2 separate regions of the Homo sapiens genome follow, and region 1 is linked to region 2. Evidence: chromatin contacts called from ENCODE Hi-C data. All regions are on one chromosome and are shown on one strand. Each heading gives the region's core, a stretch centred on a gene start or an enhancer-like site at or near the end of the contact. The rest is flanking DNA. Distances are from core to core; before and after follow the strand shown. Region 1 overlaps NBAS (NBAS subunit of NRZ tethering complex). Region 2 overlaps LPIN1 (lipin 1).

Region 1 (6,514 bases), core at 3,027-5,526, 3.6 Mb after region 2:
GTTGTATTAGAATTTGTTTGGGGTTGGGAAAGGAAGAATCCTGCCTCAATAAAATCTGGACCTTGGATTTATGTACACAGTGGATTTTAAAGTCTAATCAATTTAATTATCTACTCTTAAAATGATCCAATACAAAAATCAGATAATTTCACAATGCCAATAATTAAAACTGGTCTGTCTATACAAGTACTTGGAAGGATTTTTCAGCGGCATCTGTAATACTCTTGTGTCCACAAAAGAAGGCACATGTAACTTGAGGCCATGTTTACCTGCTTTCACTTGGAAATTAACAATAAAGTTACATAAAAGCTGTCTGAGGTTTTTGGCAAGTATGAATAATATGTTTCAACATTCTGTCCGTACAACTGACTACTCTCATACCTCTGGCTTAAAAAAAAAAATAAAAGTGCAGTATTGCTCAAAGAATTATGTTGCCTACTTTCCTAAGTTAGGCAAAGTCATCTTCCTTTTAGAAAGTAAGTTAAAAAAACAATTCTCCATTTTGCCTTTCCTACTACTTTAGCCATTCCTAAGAACTTAGTAAAATTAAGTAAATGAGTAAATTAAGTAAAAGTTAGAGGGAGGAAACAGTATTCACAATAAATATTAAACTCTACTTACTGATACCTGGAGAAGCAACTTTGTCGAATACAGGAAAGCCAAGAGCTGCCTGCCACTTGGAATACATTCTGGATACATATGTAATCAGTTCCTCCAAAAATTAAACACGTGTTTTGAGTATTTTAGAAAAGGCTTAACTCTGCTCAATAATAAGCTGGAAATCATGAAGACTCACCCTGTAAAGAGGATGGCACTTGTCCCTGAAACATGGGGCCAATCGGGCATAGATCTGGAGGCTATAGTAATACGCTGCCAGCTGGAGAGATAATGCAGAGGGGGACTGCTTTTCAAAGCACCGGTTAGCATCTAACACCTAGGAGGGAACATGTTAGAATTAACTCAGCTGAAAGGAAATTATGAAGATCATTATAAACCATTATATTTCTAGTCATTCCTGCAGATTTTTTGTACAAAGTTCCCATTACATCAACTCAAGCTCAAGATCAACTTAATAATGACTATATTAAAAATCACAAGGCACTATAAAACAAATCCTATGCAGTAAAAGTAGATGTAAAGATCGACATTTAAGCTAACTGTAGAATTGACTCTCTAGATACTGACCAGGATCCTTTCAGCACCTAAGAAATAAGAGGAGGAAACCCTTTATTTCCTTCTCCTGCCTAATTGCCCTGGCCAGAACTTCCAACACTATGTTGAATAGGAGTGGTGAGAGAGGGCATCCCTGTCTTGCACCAGTTTTCAAAGGGAATGCTTCCAGTTTTTGCCCATTCAGTGTGATATTGGCTGTGGGTTTGTCATAGATAGCTCTTATTATTTTGAGATACGTCTCATCAATACCTAATTTATTGAGAGTTTTTAGCATGAAGGGTTGTTGAATTTTGTCAAAGATAGCATTGGGAGATATACCTAATGCTAGATGACGAGTTAGTGGGTGCAGCGCACCAGCATGGCACATGTATACATATGTAACTAACCTGCACATTGTGCACATGTACCCTAAAACTTAAAGTATAATAATAAATACATAAATAAATAAATAAATAAATAAAAGAAAAAAAAGAAACAGGAGGAAATGGCATGCAATAAACAATTTTACCGATGAAAATTCACAGCATACATTTTCCATTTAGTCATTTTAAATTCTTCATTGGTAAGGGCAAACTTACTTGTGGTAAGGCAAGAAGGTAAGCAAGAGCCAAGGTCATGTCATTTGGCAAGGCTTCACTTGCTAGTTGCAAGAGAACTGAATGCAGAAAAAGAAACATTATTTTACTGAGGTTGCATATGATATTCATAGTTATTAAATGCCATGTTTTCAGCCCCATAAGATTTCAACAAATAATTAGTGGCAGAGACCTTTTAGGAAAGGCTGTTCAGCACCATCTAAAAACAGATCATATGGAACTGTGTTAAATAGTAACCTTGCCTTAATTCAGAAAAAGTATACTATTGGTTACTTACACATGAGGAAATTCTGTCAGGGCAGCTGCAAAGGTTAAGTGCAAAGACATGAGAGAGGCTGGTTTCCTAGAGCTGGGTATTTTGGTTTTAAAGATGCAGACCATGCTGCAAAATTGTGTATCAATGTTAGCTAATATGGAGGGTGATAATATGAGTACTAAAGATCAGAGCAATAAAATAGCTTTAGGAGTGCAAATTTAGAGTAAATCTTTTGATTACTACAATGATGATAATATGATTTTGTTCCTTCCAATAACACCCCTCCTCATCACGCTCCACAAAAAGAAAATCAGTCTTTCATTTTGCTTGTATGTCTTAAAATATCCCAACCATTAAAAACTTGTCTTTTTCACATAAATTTTTACACAAACCACAACTTGCCAATGTCATAGCTTTAACATAAGAGTATGCATTGTCAATACGGTCTGTGTTTGTACACAGCTTGTTTCAATAAGGATGTATCCTATTCATTTAGCATCTCAGTAGCAAATACTAAGTAGTCATATGTAATCACAATATGAATCCTTTATTTTTAAAAAACACAGATGCTCATGATCGGCACTAATGAAGGGGATAGTATACGAATAATTCAACGGAAATGATATTTGACTTTGGAAATGCACCACATGATTTTTCCAGAAGATTTACCCTCCCAATTATGTCTTACTTAGACTGACATTTAAGTTGTTTGTATAATCTCTGTTTAGCTGATAGTCTAGGCACTGGGGATGGTGGGAGGGTGAGAAGGAAACTACAAATGGCTCAAGTGTCAGAGGCTGACCTAGAACTCTAAATTTCCTGTGGATGATTCACAGAGAAAACCTACTGTGTCTTCCCCACTGTGTATCTACAAAGGGAACATCAGTTATCCAAATATTTATTTCCTACATGTTATCCGAACCTTAGGAACCAAATGGACCACCAGTCAGCCTCAGCTCCTGCAAGGAATCATACAGTTTTAGAGACATTTTCTAATCAAAAGCTATTTATTTCAAGGTCTACTTCCAAATTTATTCCTTCACTCAACATCAACAAGAACCTTCTTTGAACCAGACATTGCCTTATGAATTAGAATCCTTTCAAGAATAAAAAGACTCTAAACAAATAATGTAAAATGTAATTCAAAGGGCCCAAATCAAATTTTGTACAAGCTATTACAAGATCAAAGAAGAGGTAGCTGGGCATGGGGGTTCATGCCCGTAATCTCAACACTTGTCTACCCTGCCTCGCCTATTACTTCCCACGAAACCTGGGCCCTCACCCATGCCTTCTCCTGGCTCCTTCTGCCTCTAAACCACCAGGATGCTTCCCCACCTGGGTGTGTCCTGCCTTCCATTTTTAGGCATCTGTGAATATAAACTTCTTCCTTCGTGACAATCGTTTCCATGTCTGTGTGTCTTACCAATACCCAGATAAAACCAAAATCCCAGGCATGTTTTAGAACAACAACTACAACAAAATCTATACATATATAATGAATCTCTTGCCTACAAAATCCAACAGAATGATACAGCAGGAAGGAAACCATTGTCAGAACCAGAAAGTCCTGGGATCAAAGCTCAGGTCCCCAACTGATTGACTACATAATTTTGAGTTCCAGAATTCAGAATGTTTTGGACTTTAGGAGGTTGTGCTATATACATATCATGTATTACATAACACCCTAAGTATGGTGTGGGAACACCCAATAATCAAAGACATTAATATATCTGCTGCAAAACATCTGAATACTCATATTAAGTGAGATAAGCAGACTATAAAGTAGCCTCATGTCAGTTTAGTTCAGGTTTTGATGCCAAACAAATTATAAAAATCTTTCTGGTTTTCAAAGCATTTTGCATTTGGGGTCTGAAGCAGTAAATAAGGACTAAATGAAGTAAAGTATGCAAAGTGCAGAGCATCACTCTAGCACACAGAAAGTACCCAGTAGGTTCCCTCCATCCCTCTATAAACCACAGGCTTGAGTAAGCAAATTCTTTTCTTCAGTTACAACATGTTTTCGTTTCCCACTAAAAATGATTGATAAAAGGTTCTTCCAATAACAACCACAGTGCAACAGAGACAATTATTTCCATTTTAGATAAATCATAATTATTAATGAATTAACAATTGCATTTAAGCATAAAGACTAATTTCACCAAGAAGCAAGAACAGACTTAAATAGTCACACTTGATGAGCTGACAAACCTCTGTTATCTTATTTCCTGTGGCTTAGCTGCTTCTCAACGAGCACTCAGCAATCATTTGAATTAGTTCCCCCTCACAACCTCTCTACGGAAGAAGTTAGATGTTTTCCTCAACTTACAAGAGAGGATTCAGAGTCACAGTAACTTTTTTATTTGCCTAGTGCCAACACACAAACAAATCATCTCGGTGTTAGAAAAGAATTCTCCCCTTGATAACTCTCCACTCTGACAACTTCCACAGTCCCCTTTCTTTTCACTGCTAACCTTACAAATGAGTGGTCTGCCCCACTGCACCCATTACCTTGACACTCCCTCTTTCCTCAAGTCCCTCCATCCCTGGGTCCCAAGTAATATGACCTCCAAAGGTCACCAAACCCAAGGTCTTTTCTCTCTTCTTTTTCTCTTAAATCTCACTGTAGCACTAGGCACTGCCAGATAGGCCTGCCTTTGGCTTCAAGGACACTGAGTTCTCCTGCATCTGTTCCTCAGATGATCCTCCTCTGTGTGCGTCACCAGATCTTCGTCCTTGATTCTTCAATGTGAGTATTCAGTTAGGTCAGTTCTTCACTATCTCTTAATCCCACCTTACATCCTCACCTAGAGAATTCAACTACATTCTTTTTTTTTCTTTACTTTTTAAAGAGATGGGGTCTCAGTCTATTGCCCAGGCTGTAGTAGAATGGGACAGTCTTGGCTCACTGTAGCCTCAAAATCTGGGCTCAAGTGAACCTCCTGCCTAAGCCTCCCATGTAGCTAGAATGACAGGCGTGTGCCACCACACCAGACTATTGCTTTAAAATTTTTTTATAGAGACGGAGTATTTTCATGGTGCCCAAGCTGGTCTTGAACTGATGGCCTCAAGTGATCCTCCTGCCTCGAATTCCCAAAGTGCTGGTATTACAGGCATGAGCTACCATGCCCAGTCTCAATTCTATCCTTAAATTCAGCTGGTACCCTGGTCTATTTTCCCACTATTTAGGTTTGAACCATCTCATAAGACTGGCCTTACCAACTCCTTGTTGGACACTGCCACTCAAATGCTACCTCAAATTAATCATTCTTTACCCAATAACTTTCATATTTCTAAAATAGTACCTTATTTTCCCAATAAACTAAACTTAACACCACAGAGTCATCTTGGACTTCATCCTCTCCTCTGCTGCCAGCACTTGGTTCCTCGTCAAATCCAACTGAATAATTTCCAAAGAACTCTTTCACACATACTTTCTATTTTCACTGCCACAAACTCTAGGCTTTAATTGTTCAAAAATTAGACCATTTCAATAGCCCCCCAATGCTGCTCTACCTGATGCCTTCAGTCTTTCTCCTTCCAGCACTTTCTTAAAATAGCAGTTTCATATTAATTTTACTCAAGCACTCAGTAATTGTGTCATTCTCTAGCTCAGAAAAAGAATCTTCATTAGTTTCCCATTCCCTAAAAAACGAAAGTTAACATTTCCTATGGAGCGTTTAAAGTCTCCATAAATATGGGCCAACTTTAATTTGTGGTTTTAATTTGCCATTAAACCTACCCTGTATGTCAACCAAATCAGTCTGCTATCCAAACTCTCTGCCTGTGCTCATGCCATTGCTTTGTATAACAAAAATAATAAAATTAATCTAAAACACAAATACATATAATTTTAAAAATATATGCTCTGAGGAGCCAAACATGAAATAGGTGTTTTATATCACTTAGCTCTATGTGTCTCAAAAATCCTGCAAGAAGATAGTATTATCTTGTTTTTACACAGGCTTGGAAGCTTATGTAAATCTGCCAAACTCAGAAAGGCAGTTCATCTGTAAAGACAGGAAACAGAAGACCCAAAATAAAATCGATGTCTTTCTTGATCAGTACCTATCAGGCGATTGACAATGTTATGCTATGACAAACAATTAATATATGCCATTTTAAGAATGTGAATGAAGATATTCTTAGGATAAATTCCTAGAAGTGGAGCTACTGGGTCAAACAACACATGCAACTGCAATTTTCATTGCTACTGCCATGTGGTTTTTAAATTCTCACTTTGAGCATCTCCTCCAGAAATGCTGTTGAGCTTGTGCAGTTCACCCACCTGAACATCCATGAGGTCTAATTCCCTAGGGACTTCTTGACATCTGTTTCAACCACCCAAGCCAGCTGGAGAATGTGCAAAATTATTTTGACCAGTTAAAGACTTCATTCATGAGTTGACTCCTCAGAATTAATCCTAAGCAAAAGGCTCTCTGGCTTTCTATTACTCTTTCTAGGAAACTATGACTCAGACATTAACCACACG
Region 2 (6,876 bases), core at 4,056-6,555:
GGCCTCTGCTCTGTAAATCATCCCTGTGGGACACCCCCTCCCCCTGCCTGCCACCTCTCTTCCGGTTGGCTTTTCCGGACCATCTGTGTACTGGGTTCAAGGCCTAAAAGGTACCTAAATGAGGTTAATTGATTTGGGCAAGCCTGCCAATGGGGGTAGTCGAGGGGTACAGGCAGCTTTTTCCTTAGGGTGGGAGGGGGCTGTTGCACGGATGTCGGCAGCTTTTGGAGCATTTTGAGAGACATCCAGGTGTTAGGTCCCGCCAGGACACCGAGGCTGGTGGTTCGACCTGTTTGCACTTGCACTTCCTCACTGGTAGCCCGGGCGTGGGATCTTGGAGCTTTTGAGGGGTCCTGAGGAGGAAGTCCCTGGAATCACCCACTAGCAGCTTTGGGGCTTGTTCCTTGAGAAGGGCAAAGTCACAATTTTGACACTTTATTGAACCCTGGACCAATGTATTGTATAATAAGCCCACTCATTTAAAACTGGAACGGGGTGTGTGGGGAAAAAAGAGTTGGGACAAAACCCAAGCAAAGCCGTTCAGTGACGTCACAGGTTCTTCATTCAGAAGAGGCCCAGGTGCCTATCGGATGGCTGTTTCTGAAATGTTCGCTTTCTGAGCTGTGAGGGAGGGTCTGGAGAGAGAGAGGGGCCCATGCCTGTGTGTCGAGGGGACACACCCACACTGGCCCTGCTCCTTGATCAGAGGATGCACCAGCGCCTGAAGGGAATCTGTGCCCCCTAGGAGGCCACACTGGGCCCTGGGGCTGCTGGGGTCCGAAGCAAGTGCCCTGACCTCCCTTCCTGTGGGTTCCCTTCCTCTTCCTCTTTCCACAGCTTTCCCCTGTCTGTCTCCCTACCTGTAATTCACCCCAACAAGCCCTTAGCAGCTGGGGTTGGGGTGGGGTCTGTGCAGCCAGGGATATGTTGAGTAGTGAGTTTCTGCCTGTAGAAAGCTCTGGGTCTGGGCTGACCCAGACCCAGGCTGACACTTTTCACAATGAGGTATGTGGCCCAGGAGTCTTAAAACCTCAGCAGTGTCTGGCCCACAGGCTGTTCTGCACACTGAGGGATGCAGGGCGCGTTGTGCCGCTCCCACTCCCAGCTGAGAGGTTGGGAGGAACCAGATGGACTGGGCTCCATCAGGAGAGAAGCCAGAAGCATTTTCACACCGGTGGTCATGGCTACAGGGTCATGGTTACAGTGGATTTTTCAACCCACTGACCAAATGTTGTGATTCTTGCAACAACTTAAAATTTTCGGCTGATGCTGAATGCTGGGGCTTTCCAGAAATAGCCATAGGCTGTTAGAACAGGCACTTTGCTCTGTAAGGAGGCCTGTTTGTTCCTGAGTGTGAGCTGATTTGCATTGGCTCACAAAGTTGACCACAGACCCTGCATGGGAGACACAACCAACACCCCCATTTGCCTGCTGGCACGCACTTGTGCCCCCCTCCCCTCCCCGGCCTCGCTCCCTGGAAGCCCTCGCACCTCTCCCCTTGCCCTCTGTCCCCTAGCCACACACACTCACTTTTTGATGAAGTCGTCCTCCGCGTTCATGGATCTCACTAGGCTGTAGGTCTTCAGTTTACAAGACAGGAGACAAGCAACAAGGGTTTTAGGATAATGGGCACCAGACAAGACAGGCGCCCAGACAACTGTTCTGGCAAAACAATGTCCCACCATTGGACTCTGTGCAATGCCAGAATGCCACCAGTCTCGGGGTGGCCTCTTTGGGCTCAGATTTTGGGCAAATGAGAATGTGGAATGTAGGCATAGCCTTCAAATAGTTCTGTATTCATTTTAACTAGTAATATTCTTTGCCTCTGTCTTTTTGGGAAGGTACTATTTAAATAGGTGATATATACAAAGTCCCCTCTGGCAAGAGACGTTATTCAAAGACCGGATTTTGTCTGGAACCAGTTTGTGGTCACAGAATTAGCACGTGGTTTTTATTTGGTGCATGTGCTTTGAAAAGTACTTTACATTTACTGCCTCACAACAGTCCTATGAGGTGGCTGTGCTGATGTCATCCCTTTTTATAAAATAGATGCGAAACTGCAGTGCAGAGAGCTTAGTAACCTGTCTTTGATCACAGAGTTAGTGGAAGGTGGAGGCAGGATTTGAATACCTCCAGAGCCTGCGCTCTTACCTGCTGAGCTATATTGTCTCCTAATAGTGCCCTGGAACACCCAGGTGATATATGCCCACCTCCCAATTGCTGGGGTGTGGTAGGGGTGGGGGGTAATACAGAAATAAAGTTATAAGGGCAGAGCATTCTTTTTGACCAAGACACGAATTTGGACAGAGGGCTCTTGAAAGTGCGTAGAGAGAATGTGCCATTGGGTCTTTGAAGGAAAAGAACGTCCTGTCCTTAATCAGTGAGCTAAATAATTAAGAGCCAAAGGATCGGAGTCAAAGCCTTGGGCTGTTTTGCTCAGCATAGTTGTCATACCATATTTAGATGTCTACACCCACCTTTATCCAGGCCATTTGTATTTCTTGGCAGGAACGTGAGAACAAGCGTCACCTGGGGTTGTGGTATCTGAGGGTTGCAAAGTGTCAGCGCTGGAGGAGCTGAGTGATCACTCATCTGACCTTCCCTCCAAAGCAGGAGTACCCCTGTCCAGCACCCTGTCCTGTCTCAGTGGTTTCAGTGATGGAGACCCTGAGACTGAGTGGACCAGAGTTTTCCATCCTTCACTCCCAGTTCTCTGAGGTTACTAATAATTGACATGAAATACATGCAGACATAAAAAACACAAGCTAGAAAGCAACACTATGGGAAGTATTTATGATAAAAAGTGAAGATCTCTTCCTCCTTTTCCCAGGCTGGTCCCCAGGGGTGAATCTTGTGAATCTTGTTTTGTATGTATCTCATTCCAGAATTTTTTTATGCATATCAAAATATGTACAAATGTAATTTTTTAAAAATGGGTCCAGCTGGGCGCGGTGGCTCACGCCTGTAATCCCAGCACTTTCGGAGGCCGAGATGGGTGGATTACGAGGTCAGGAGATCAAGACCATCCTGGCTAACATGGTGAAACCCCGTCTCTACTAAAAATACAAAAAAATTAGCCAGGCTGGTGGCAGGCGCCTGTAGTCCCAGCTACTCGGGAGGCTGAGGCAGGAGATTGGCGTGAACCTGGGAGGCGGAGCTTGCAGTGAGCCGAGATTGCGCCACTGCCCTCCAGCCTGAGTAACACAGCGAAACTCCGTCTCAAAACAAAACAAAACAAACAAACAAAAAACCACAATGGGTCCATATTATAAGTATTTTTGTACCTGTTTTCATTCTATATATACATTTTCATGTTAATATTTATGGAGCTACCTCTCTACCATTTTATTATCAGCCTCATAATATTCCATTTTACAATGTGGATGGCCCATAATTTATTAAGCCAGAGTCATACAGATATTAAGTTATTTCTGATTTTCCCTATTACAATTAATGCTACAGTTACTGTTTTTGTACACGGATCTTACTGTATTTGTACAATCAGTTCCCAGCGGTATAGTTGCTAGGGTTTGCCAATAGGTGCCCCAAAAGATGGGCATTGCCACATTGCTTACCCCATTTATGACCCTGTTAGTAGTGAGTGACGATGTCTGATTCTCCTACTTTTCATGGGCCCTGGGGTTTTAATGAAATGCTTTGATTTTGGACCATCTGAAAGGCCTCTTTCGATTCCTGTATCTTTAATTATGAATGGGGTTGAATATCTCTCTCATATATTATTGGCCAAATGTGAACTGTCTATATGTTTTGTCCATTTTTTCTTTTGAGCTGTTCCAAGGCCATTTTTTTTTTTTTTTTGAGACGGAGTCTCGCTCTGTCGCCCAGGCTGGAGTGCAGTGGCGGGATCTCGGCTCACTGCAAGCTCCGCCTCCCGGGTTCACGCCATTCTCCTGCCTCAGCCTCCCAAGTAGCTGGGACTACAGGCGCCCGCCACTACGCCCGGCTAATTTTTTGTATTTTTAGTAGAGACGGGGTTTCACCGTTTTAGCCGGGATGGTCTCGATCTCCTGACCTCGTGATCCGCCCGCCTCGGCCTCCCAAAGTGCTGGGATTACAGGCGTGAGCCACCGCGCCCGGCCTCCAAGGCCATTTTAAACTGACCTTAATCTTCTAGAGGTGGCTGGTGTTGGCAAAAATTGTGGGGTTAGGAAAGCTGTGGCAGGGGTTTTGAATTTTGGCAGTTCCAAGAAAGCAGCGTTTCTTGGCAATTTGTGAAGCCTGGAGATGGATTCTGCCAATTTTGGAATAAATGTGGAATTTTCTAATTTAATCGTGAGGCAAGAAACCATGTGACCTCTGTCACCTCATCCTGACAGTGTCCGCAGTGCTGTCCTTTCTGGAACTGTATGAAATTGCGGTCGTGAATGCTTTGGAGCGTCTGCTGTGTGCTGGAGTTCTACAGATGAGCTTAATTATGGGAACGCCCTCCTGTCCCTGGGCAAGGAGGGGGATGAGCAGGGTGGGGGTGTGCTGGAGGAGGAGACGCCTGCCACTTTGCCACCCTGGAAGCTCACTGCAAGAGCTGCAAAATTTCCCACCTGCCTAACACAGGCAGGGCTTTGGTGGCGGGACCCCAGGGCTGGCTGTTTTTGCTCTTTCATCACTTTTGTCAGGAAGTATTGAAAGACCTTTAAAAGGCCTCTGACTTGCAGGGCCTCTGACCTGCAGGCCTTTTAAAGCATCTCCAGCTTTTCTAGTGAGTTTTTGTATTTTGGACGGGAATGTCTCACGAACCCTGGCATGCCAAGAAAGTCCCCAATTTCCCAGCAGGTAGTGATGGATGCAGAGCTGTGCTCTTCTGTTTAAGAAGCTCCTCAAGGCACTCTGGCCAGGACAGTTTAACCACAGGGACGCTGGTGGACTCAGTCAATCCAGACCTGGCAGAGGGCAGCAGCTGCCTATAAGTGTGTGCCAGTTACAGCAGGGCGTGGGCTGCTGCCCAGGTGGCCTGACTTTCTGTCTGTGTTCCTTTCCCTGTATCACCCTGAGTCTGAGCCAGACTTCCTCTTTTGTCACAGGTAATTCATCACCCTTATCAACCGCCGTTAAGTATCAGTCCACAATGCTCTGAAAAGACTTCCTCTTTGCCGTAAGTGTAAATTACAGGAGGAAGCTAACACTATTTATAAATCAATTTCATTTTCATGCAAGTCTTATTAGTCATGATACCATTTTGGGCACTTCCTAGAAGCTTTTTGTGTTTTTAAATGCTTTGGATGAAAATCCTCATTTGTCTTGTAAACCTCCAAGGTGGATGTGATCTCGGCGAACACCAGTAACAGCGTGATGTTTGTGACTTTATCCAGTGCTGGGCGGACCACAGATAGAGTCCCCAGGTGCTGAGACACTGACTGTAGTGTGCTCAGAGGAGGGCGGCTAGGGCAGTGAGCAGGAAGCCCCAAAATCGTCCCTGTCAAGCCCAGCTGGGGAGCCGACAGTGCCTTCCCTAGAGGAAGGGTGCCAGGGGTGGTCATTTAGTTGTCCTGACATGATCCGTTGGCCCCACGAGCAGCAGCCAGGTCTGTATCTGAGAGCTGTAATTTCCTGCTGATAACAGGAACACAGATAAGGGGCACCCCATCCCAGAGTGATATTAGGTTGGCTTTTGAATCACCAGGCTCCTTGGATGTGCCTTAAGCCCACAGGTGCCCTTTAAGCACCTGCCGTGAGGGCAGATGTGACAGATCGTGTTTGCTCTCTGGGCAGTGAGTGGGTTTTGGGTAGCTTCTCTCCAGGAAATGATGAATCACTCGGAGCTGAGCAAGTGCCAGAGAAGTCTTCAATCACAGACTGAACCCAGGAGGGTGTTTCGGCCTTTCTAAGTCCTTAAGGGTTGTAGGGAAGGTTTTGAACAATGGCTTTTGACTTTACCTTCTGAGAGGCTCTGTCAGGGAGTGGTGATGCTGCGGGTGAGAGCAGTTTTGAAGGTGTCACATCCAGGGCCAACCCTGAGCCTTGCTTCTGTAGCCACCTCCTATGGGAGGTCATGACAATAATAAGATTTTGCATGTGTTGTCCAGGAGCAAAGACCTTTCCAAACTAGTCGTTGTGTTGACCACTGAGGATGACAGCCTGGTGGGCTCAGTCAGAGCCATTGTGTTAATACCCTGCTCCCACACACATAGCTGGTAAATGCCAGAAGTTAACACTCACAGCCAGGCCTTCCGACCCCCAATTTTGTGTCATTTCTGCTTTTCAGTCTTACCCTTAGGTGTCACAGCTGTTTATTTAAACTGTTTGCAGTGAATTTTGTTTGGGAGCATTGTCTTGTGAAATTTATGCTCTGGCAGAGAACAATTCCTGCTGTCTTCTTCATTTCTTCTAATTTTTTTTTTTTTTTTTGAGACGGAGTCACCCAGGCTGGAGTGCAGTGGCACGATCTCGGCTCACTGCAAGCTCTGCCTCCCGGGTTCACGCCATTCTCCTGCCTCAGCCTCCCAAGTAGCTGGGACTACAGGCGCCCGCCACCATGCCCGGCTAATCTTTTTTGTATTTTTAGCAGAGACGGGGTTTCACCATGTTAGCCAGGATGGTCTCGATCTCCTGACCTCGTGATCCGCCCGCCTCAGCCTCCCAAAGTGCTGGGATTACAGGCATGAGCCACCGCGCCCGGCCATTTCTTCTCATTTTTAAATTTTAGTGCTTTTCCCCCTCGTGCCCCGACTTGCCAAGCTACTTTGAGGGTGGTGGGTGCATCTTGCTGTTTTACACTCTGGAATGTCGTGATGGGACCAAAAATAAAAGTTTCTTGCTTGAGATGGGCCCTGCGATGGGGCAGGTACCGCGTCAGAAATGAGCAAGCCTCGTCCCTGTCCTCAAGGAGAGAAGACTCACTTGGTAGACAGATGTCTGTTC

The links. Hi-C counts contacts between places; a loop is a spot of excess contacts on that map. Pooled maps may share reads with other maps.
Region 1: a loop to region 2 is called in a map with no recorded cell type, with 10 times the contacts of the local background. The contact joins two enhancer-like sites. A Hi-C loop is called at or near these places in 3 of 37 single-sample maps with no recorded cell type and 3 of 50 pooled maps.

What each region holds. Positions count from the first base shown.
Region 1 is chr2:15,307,420-15,313,933 of GRCh38, forward strand. NBAS (NBAS subunit of NRZ tethering complex) reads right to left here. Exons shown (of 52, transcript NM_015909.4): 39 at 1,752-1,828; 40 at 797-934. Among named protein-coding and RNA genes, the nearest start is that of NBAS, 250 kb to the right of the region's middle. Within about 2 kb of position 4,277, at least 3 of the 41 ENCODE cell types and tissues checked have a DNase peak (open chromatin) inside an H3K27ac peak, as active enhancers do.
Region 2 is chr2:11,748,631-11,755,506 of GRCh38, forward strand. All of the region lies in intron 1 of LPIN1 (lipin 1), which reads left to right. Among named protein-coding and RNA genes, the nearest start is that of LPIN1, 5.4 kb to the left of the region's middle. RefSeq lists enhancers at 698-957, 978-1,027, 5,165-5,374 and a silencer at 1,488-1,547. Within about 2 kb of position 5,306, at least 27 of the 41 ENCODE cell types and tissues checked have a DNase peak (open chromatin) inside an H3K27ac peak, as active enhancers do.